Regions from separate parts of the Mus musculus genome. Here regions 1 and 2 are each linked to region 3. Evidence: chromatin loops called from intact Hi-C (ENCODE). Cell type or tissue: left cerebral cortex. All regions are shown on one strand.

Region 1 (2,500 bases), 89 kb after region 3:
CCAATAGTTCCTTCACTGACCCATGACCATATCTCCTTGTTAGGTTTAGCCCTGGGTAATCTTTTGAAGATATTGAAAGTAAGATATTTTCCCCATGCCATTAACTTATGGCTTGCGCTTTATTTTTTTATTTCTGTCTTCTACTTTTTCTTTGTCTTGGTCTTGTTTTCCTAGATCTTTGAGTTGTATCATTAGATTATTTATTTAATATATTTTTTATTTTTATTATAAGAATTCATAAGTACATACATTCTTCTTTAAATTTGTCCTAGTTGTAGCCCAAATATTCAGAAAAGTCGTGTTTGCGTTTTTATTTGATTCCAGGAATTGTTTCATTTCCTCCCTGATTTTTTTCTATGATACCTTTGTCATTCAAGGGTGTACTGTGTAGTCTCTAAGGGTTTGTGTAGCTTCTCTTCCTATTGATTTATAACTCCACTCTGGCATCTGACCTGTTACATCCTTTCATTTCTTTTGCATTTGTTCAGGCTTACATTGTGACCCAGAATGGCATCTATTTTAAAGAAGTTTCCAGAGACAGCTCAAAAGGAATGCAGTTCTGCTTTGTGGATATCTGTCTCTTAGGTCTGTTTGGTTTATGGTGTAATGTAACTGTAAGCTTTCTTCACAGCTTTTTCATTTGGAGGGTGTCTTAGTCAGGGTTTCTATTCCTGGACAAAATATCATGACCAAGAAGCAAGTTGGAGAGGAAAGGGTTTATTCAGCTTACACTTCCATACTGCTGTTCATCACCAAGGAAGTCAGGACTGGAACTCAAGCAGGAAGCAGGAGCTGATGCAGAGGCCATGGAGAGATGTTACTTACTACTGGCTTGCTTCCCCTGGCTTGTTCAGCCTGCTCTCTTATAGACCAGCCCAGAGATGGTCCCACCCACAAGGGGACCTCCCCCCTTGATGACTAATTTAGAAAATGCCCCACAGCTGGATCTCGTGGAGGCATTTCCCCAACTGAAGCTCCTTTCTCAGTGATAACTCCAGCTTGTCAAGTTGACACCCAAAACCAGCTAGTACAGAGGGCCTATCTAAAGATGAACAATGAAGCCACTCACTGTTATTGTTTCAGGATCTACCAAACAACAGGGTATGAATGTATGAAGGATAAATAAGGAAAACCATATTTTCAAAATATCAAGAAGTCAAAATTGTATCAAAATTGTAATAAAACGGGAATGGGGTTGGCAAGAACAGAGTAGGGAATGAAGTGTTGGGGCAGTTACTTTCTGGATCATCAAAAACTGCACATTCTCTGAGTCTGTTGGACTTGTAGGACCTTGTCTTCCTTATTGTTACTGCTTGACTCCATATTGGACAAGTGTCCAATGTGGGCCAGAGCTGTAGTCACTTAAGACATTGCTTTTTGCATGCCACTGCCCTCTGCTGGCCACGCTTGGTATTGCTGTTTATGGGCTAAGCCGTTTCTCCCTCCTGCAATTAGCGTTGATATGCTTGCTGTTCTCAGAGGTATCAACCACAGGCCTTAGAAGTGTGGAAAGCAGCCACAGCACTGAAACATGAGCAGGCAATCACCCTGCCGGGAGGGCACAATTTTGAGTATTGAGCAAACTGTGCTCACTTAGAGTTTGGGGGCTATCTCACAGTGAATAGAAGATCGTTATCCTGGGAGATGGAGCCACCAGCTGCCCTATGGCTCAACACTATCATATGCCACTGAGGGCAGAATTACCTTCTCCTGTGAACTTCACTGCCTGAGGGGACCCTGCTGTCAGCTTCACTTCACAGCTGGTCAGCATCTGGTCCTCTTACTCTCCACAGCTGCCTCCCAGGTATGGCCTGGAGCTGGGCAGACTAAACCCATGCTCCCTGACTGATGGTTGCTTTCCATTCTTAGGCTCCCAAGGTAACTCAGTTTCAAACACTAGGTTCTCTCTTAAGATGAAGGCTCCTGCCTTCTGAAGCATTGAGTGACCAAAACGGATCCTGTCCACTGTGACTTGTTTTATAGAGAAATTATTGTCTCACCAAAACTAACAAGGCAAGCTGAATGTCAGGTACAACATAGCTTACAAGCTCCAGAGGCCAAAACAATTCATATTGTTGTCATTGCTCTCTGCCACCATCAGAACCAGATGGTAAAACCTGATTGCAAAAAAACAAAACAAAACAAAACAAAACAAAACAAAACAAAACAAAACAAAACAAAACAAAAAAACATTATACACCTTGGATCCAGGACAGAGAGAAAGCTAGCTGAAACTGAACTCGAAGCACCTCCCTGACAGCTAGATCCCAGAGTTCCAGAAGTTGCTATGGAGGCAGGTAGAGGAGCAGTAGGACTTATGCTCTCTACTTCCAAATCTTAAAAAGCTGCAGGAGTCAGGATGGTCTCCAGGCATTGGACTAGTTTGAAGGGAGACAGAGTAGAATTCAGATATGGAATTAAAAAGGCACTACATTTTCTGGTGATTTTTAAATTAATTTATTCTTTGACCATTTCACATGTGCGTGAGCGCACACACAGA
Region 2 (2,500 bases), 73 kb after region 3:
CAAGTCAGCAATGCACCTCATAACTTTGTGTTGACCTTTTAGCTATATCAACAGCCTGTGGCTACAAGAAATAAGTACATAATCTGGAGTCATCTTAGAATCTCTTTGATCTACAACCTGTGGCATTAGCTCATCATGAAAGGTCGATAACTTGCCAGTTTCATTTTGTAATTGTTGAAGTAAACTCAAAAAAGCATGTCCTATATTGTCCCTATCGTCATCATTGCTGACAAAATGGTCAATTACACTGTCCAGGTGCACTCCCAAGCCATCTTATCACATTCAACCACAGGCTCCTTTCATCTCGATGTCATTGTGTACTATGGATTGCTGGCAACTCATTTTCTATTGCCAAACACCCTAGCACTACCCACAAGACAAAAACATTACCAGGCTAATGTAGAAATCTCAGCTTTGTGTAACTGTCTTCAGAGATCTCTCTGTCAGTAACATTCTATGCAAGCCAAGGACCTATCAGGAGACGGAAGCCATACAGGTATTTGAAAGGTGAAATTAAGCCCAAGCGATTATAAGCTATTCTTCCATAAGGGAATAAAGGGCATTTAACGGATGCCATAAGGTCTGTGATAGATGTCAACAGAACAATCACATTCAGAGGCAGAGGAATCTATCCAGAGCTGGGTGATCTTATTGGAGAACATGTGTTCTGCACTCTGCTGGAAGGTGAGCTTGTTCACTGAGTTCCCCAAGATCATGGTTGATCCACAGTCACCACACTGAACCTTGCAGACCTGAAAGTGGAGTGAAAATTCCAAAAACTAAGTAGCCTTTCCAGATAGAGATAGCCAGGCTAACAAGCAGCAGTTTTTCTTCTGAGGGGTCACAAGCTGAGCTTGGTCCCAACCTGTCAAGATAACCTATGATTGACAAGCTGGAAACCTATTGTGATTTAGGCAAAGTCTGTGGGCCTGGGACCCTGGGACCCTGGGACCCTGGGACCCTGGGACCCTGGGACCCTGGGACCCTGGGACCCTGGGACCCTGGGACCCTGGGACCCTGGGACCCTGGGACCCTGGGACCCTGGGACCCTGGGACCCTGGGACCCTGGGACCCTGGGACCCTACTCCAGGGTTACTGCAGCAGAGCAGTATGAAATTGTCTACATTGGGGCCGGCCACCAAAACTTAACTGTCTCGAGAATCAGTTGTCGTCCTGCTAAATGAAGTGTTTCCTGCAAAATGGGAGCAAGAGGCAACACACTAGAACCCAGAAGAAAACTAAGCCATGGCTTGGTGTGTTCCATCACCGCCCTCTACTGGGAAAGCTAAACATTGCAATAGCTCGCAATGGGGACCCAGTTAAGTTTCTTGTGCTCCATTATCACAAAGTAAATAATTAAAGAAAGATTTGGCGTTAGGAAGCAGTAGAGTGATACAGTAACACCAAATACTCATGGCATTTTATACAATATTTATTTCTAAGCCAGTTGTCTTATATATTCATCCAACCGTTAACACCATTGAAAATATTGTTTCAAGTACGTTTGCTCATTCACCATCCCACAGCCTGCAAATAGAACTGAAATTCACATAGGATATTTACATGCAACATGAATTCCAACTACTGAACTTACTGTGTTCATCTAAGGCACAGGAGTGTTAAAAGAAATGAAGAATTTGTTAATACTTTCAGGTATGTGATCTCTAGTCTTCTGATGGAGGATGGAAGAGAGACCTTGGGACTCTTTTTTAAAAGATTTGTTTGTTTGTTTGTTTGTTTGTTGTATATGAGTACACTGTAGCTGTCTTCAGACACACCAGAGGAGGGCATCATATCCCATTACAGATGGTTATGAGCCACCATGTGGTTTCTGAGAATTGAACTCATGACCTTTGAAAGAGAAGCCAGTGCTCCTGAGCCATCTTTCCAGCCTCTGCTCCCTCCCTGCGACCTCATGACACGTAAGAAACCAAAATTCTGGAGATGGCTGTTTCAGGTTTCCAACCCCCCCTCCACTAACTTATTTATCTATTCTGTTACTCAATGATTTGAGTGTGTCCCCTTAGGTCCTCCTTGTTACTTGGCTTCTTTGGATCTGTGGACTGTAACACGATTATCCTATTCTTTATGGCTAATATCCACTTATAGGTGAGTACATATCATGTTTGATTTTTCTGGATCTGGGTTACCTCAGAATGATATTTTCTAGTTCCATCCATTTGCCTCCAGATTTTGTGATGCCATTGTTTTTATGGCTAAGAAATACTCCATTGTGTAAATGTTCCACATTTTCTTTATCCATTCTTCCGTTGAGGGAAATCTAGGTTGTTTCCAGTTTCTGGAAATTATGAATAAAGTTACAATGGACCTATTTGAGCATGTATCCTTGTGGTGTGGTGGAGCATCATTTGGTATATGTCCAAGAGTGGTATAGCTGGGTGTTGAGGTAGAACTATTCCCAGTTTTCTGAGAAACCACTAAATTGATTTCCAGCACAATTCCTCAAGTTTTCACTCCCACTAGCAATGGAGGAGTGTTT
Region 3 (2,500 bases):
GCAAGCGAATCAGCAGCTCCCTTCCATGGCCTCAGCATCAGCCCTTGCTTCAAGGTTCCTGCCCTGCCTGAGTTCCTGTCCTGGTTTCCTTCCATTGATGATGAAGCGTGAGGCAAAGTGTAAGCCGAATAAACTCTTTTTCTCCACAGCTTGCTTTTTGGTCATAGTGTTTTGTCACAGAGTAGAAACCCTGACTAGGACAGCGTGAGACACTGGTAATTGAGAGAAAGAATTGAACACATGACCTGTCTCAAAAGCAGAGTTCTGGGATCTGTTGGCTTGAGTGCGGAGTATAGGATCTGTGGGATCTGTTGGCTTGGGTGTGGGGTATGAGATGCATCAAAGTCAGGTCAGCATCAGCGCCTTCTACAGAGCATCTGGAAGCTCACCCAGTTGCCATCTACTGAGCTAGGGAAGACTTCAAGGGCTGGTTCCAAGGTAAGAAATGGAGCCTTTCTTTATGGACGGGTTAAGTTTAGGTTCCCTGGGAGAATCTAAGCATCGCCTCAGTGTGTGGACTTTAGGGGACGAGGACACAGTGAGTTACAAGCTGGGGTGTCATCAGAGATCTCATTTAGAGTCCTCATAGATACCCCCTGTAAAGAGAAATCATCCCCATTAGTCAGGTCAGAATTCAGACGGAGATGCCAGACTTAAGGGAGACGCCAGTCTTAAGGGAGATGCCAGACTTAAGGGAGATGCCAGTTGTGGCAACGGCCACTCAATGCTTGGCAGCAGTGAAGTCATCAGTTACTCAGAGTGAAGTGCAGACCAGGAAAGGTTAAGTGAATGTTAATGAAATGCATTGATTAAGACTGTCGAACTAGAAAAAGGCTGCTCTGCTGTTTCCTGCAGGGCCTTCCTGGATCCGAATACTACTCCAAGGTGGGGCATCACCAACGGCTGGTGAAGCAGTGTGTCCAGGGACATGTACAGAGCTGTCCACACCAACACATAACACACAATGATGCCATGTCTAAAATAGAGATGGCAATAGTGTTAGAGAATCTAGACACCAGGAGTTAAGGTCTCTGTTCTGATCAAAACATGATGGCATTACCAGTAGGCATTGTATTTGCCTCTTCTGACTCCATATCAGTGATGTGGCCATTTCTATCCTATTGAAAGCAAGCAGAGAAGACCCTTTGTATCACCCTCACCACGTGTCAGGCAGGTACTCGATATTTAGTATTTGATCTCAGAGCAGCTAAATGAGTGGCATGAATTCAGATTATAAAACAATATTTGAAGGATTATATGACCTATCAAAAGTGCTGAAGCTAGTACCGGTTGTAGTTGCAGGGTTCCTATTTCCCAAAGTTCACACCCACCCAGCTTTTACAGCAAAGGGCAAAAAAGAAATTGAGGTCCTGAGCATCCTTCAGGTTCAAGTCTCAGCATCCCTGGCCTGCAGTTCCAGATATGGCCAGCAGAGGGAGCCGTGCACCGGGCTTCTGGGGCTTACTGCCCGAAGCCATATTGAATGAGCAATGTCTGCTGTGCGGACTCTGTGAGATCTAAATGTCTCCTTGGCAGGAAATTCGCAAGGAGCAGGACGGGGTTGTGCAAACAGCCTTACAATGTCCGTTTGTGTGTGAGCACATGGCTTCTCCCACTTCGCCCACAATGCTCTGTTTTGGGGGAGGATAATGGGCCTCTGTGGACCCCTCCGCCTTGTCATGCAAAGGGAGTGACCTGTGTTTGTCATAAATGGGCTCTTGTATGATTAATAGCTCTGTGAATGAGCCCAACGCAGCCGTTCAGCGCCCGCCTTCCCCTGGCGGTGGTCTGCGTCGGCTTTCTTCCCACCGCGAAAGCAGCTCCTGCAGATTTTAACTGAAAGGAAAAGGACTTGCTCCCCCTGTGGCTGCAGTCCTACAGATGCAAAGCAGGGGGCACACACAACTAGAGTTTGCTTTGGGGATGAACAGGGGTCCAAAGACAACCTTGGACCCTTGACCAACATTCTCTTATGTGTGTCAAAACTGAAAGGGAACACTTTGTTTTTTATGGACAAGGAAAACCCAAGAATCTAGAGTAGAATGGCACCCCCCTCCCTCCTCCCCGTAGGCTCCAAAACTCGAAGTATTTCCAGAAAGTGATTACCCTTTGTTTTAGGATGTTTGTTTGTTTGCTTGCTTGTTTGATCTGACCTCCCCTGACTCCGCTACCCTCACAGAGCTTGGTTTTTGGTGGTGGCGGCGGTAATGTGCGTGTGCGTGCGTGCGTGCGTGCGTGCGTGCGTGTGTGCGTGTGTGCGTGCGTGCGTGCGTGTGTGTGTGTGTGTGTGTGTGTGTGTGTGTGTGTGTGTGTGTGTGTGTGTGTGCATGTGCGCGTGCGTAACCTGGCTGTCCTGAAACTCACTCTGTAAACCAGACTAACGTCCAACTCAGAGATCCTCCTGCCTCTGTTTCCCCAGTGCTGCGATAAAAGGCCTGGCTTTTCCCACTCTTTCTTAACAGTGACTGTTGGGTTTGTTTGTAATGAATGCCATTGCCTT

The links. A loop is a pair of places that touch in the nucleus more often than their neighbours do. Peaks named below come from ENCODE experiments on the same cell type or tissue, not always from the same donor. Only the 100,000 strongest peaks of a DNase experiment are listed, where the experiment ranks them.
Region 1: a loop joins it to region 3, with 4 times the contacts of the local background. A loop is called at or near these places in 14 of 42 quality-filtered maps.
Region 2: it touches region 3 in a loop (9-fold over the local background); 31 of 42 quality-filtered maps call a loop at or near these places.

Annotation. Positions count from the first base shown.
Region 1 is chr12:12,411,495-12,413,994 of GRCm38, forward strand. No RefSeq gene overlaps it. Among named protein-coding and RNA genes, the nearest start is that of Gm34489, 8.3 kb to the right of the region's middle. In left cerebral cortex, a CTCF peak has its summit at 1,399 (motif pointing left); a DNase peak (open chromatin) is centred at 1,407.
Region 2 is chr12:12,395,155-12,397,654 of GRCm38, forward strand. No RefSeq gene overlaps it. Among named protein-coding and RNA genes, the nearest start is that of 4921511I17Rik, 3.9 kb to the left of the region's middle. In left cerebral cortex, a CTCF peak has its summit at 1,288 (motif pointing left); a DNase peak (open chromatin) is centred at 1,279.
Region 3 is chr12:12,322,280-12,324,779 of GRCm38, forward strand. The region is part of intron 2 of Cyria (CYFIP related Rac1 interactor A); the gene reads left to right. Among named protein-coding and RNA genes, the nearest start is that of Gm34407, 34 kb to the left of the region's middle. In left cerebral cortex, CTCF peaks have their summits at 1,425 (motif pointing right) and 1,645; a DNase peak (open chromatin) is centred at 1,447; H3K4me3 peaks cover 390 bases; H3K27ac peaks cover 942 bases.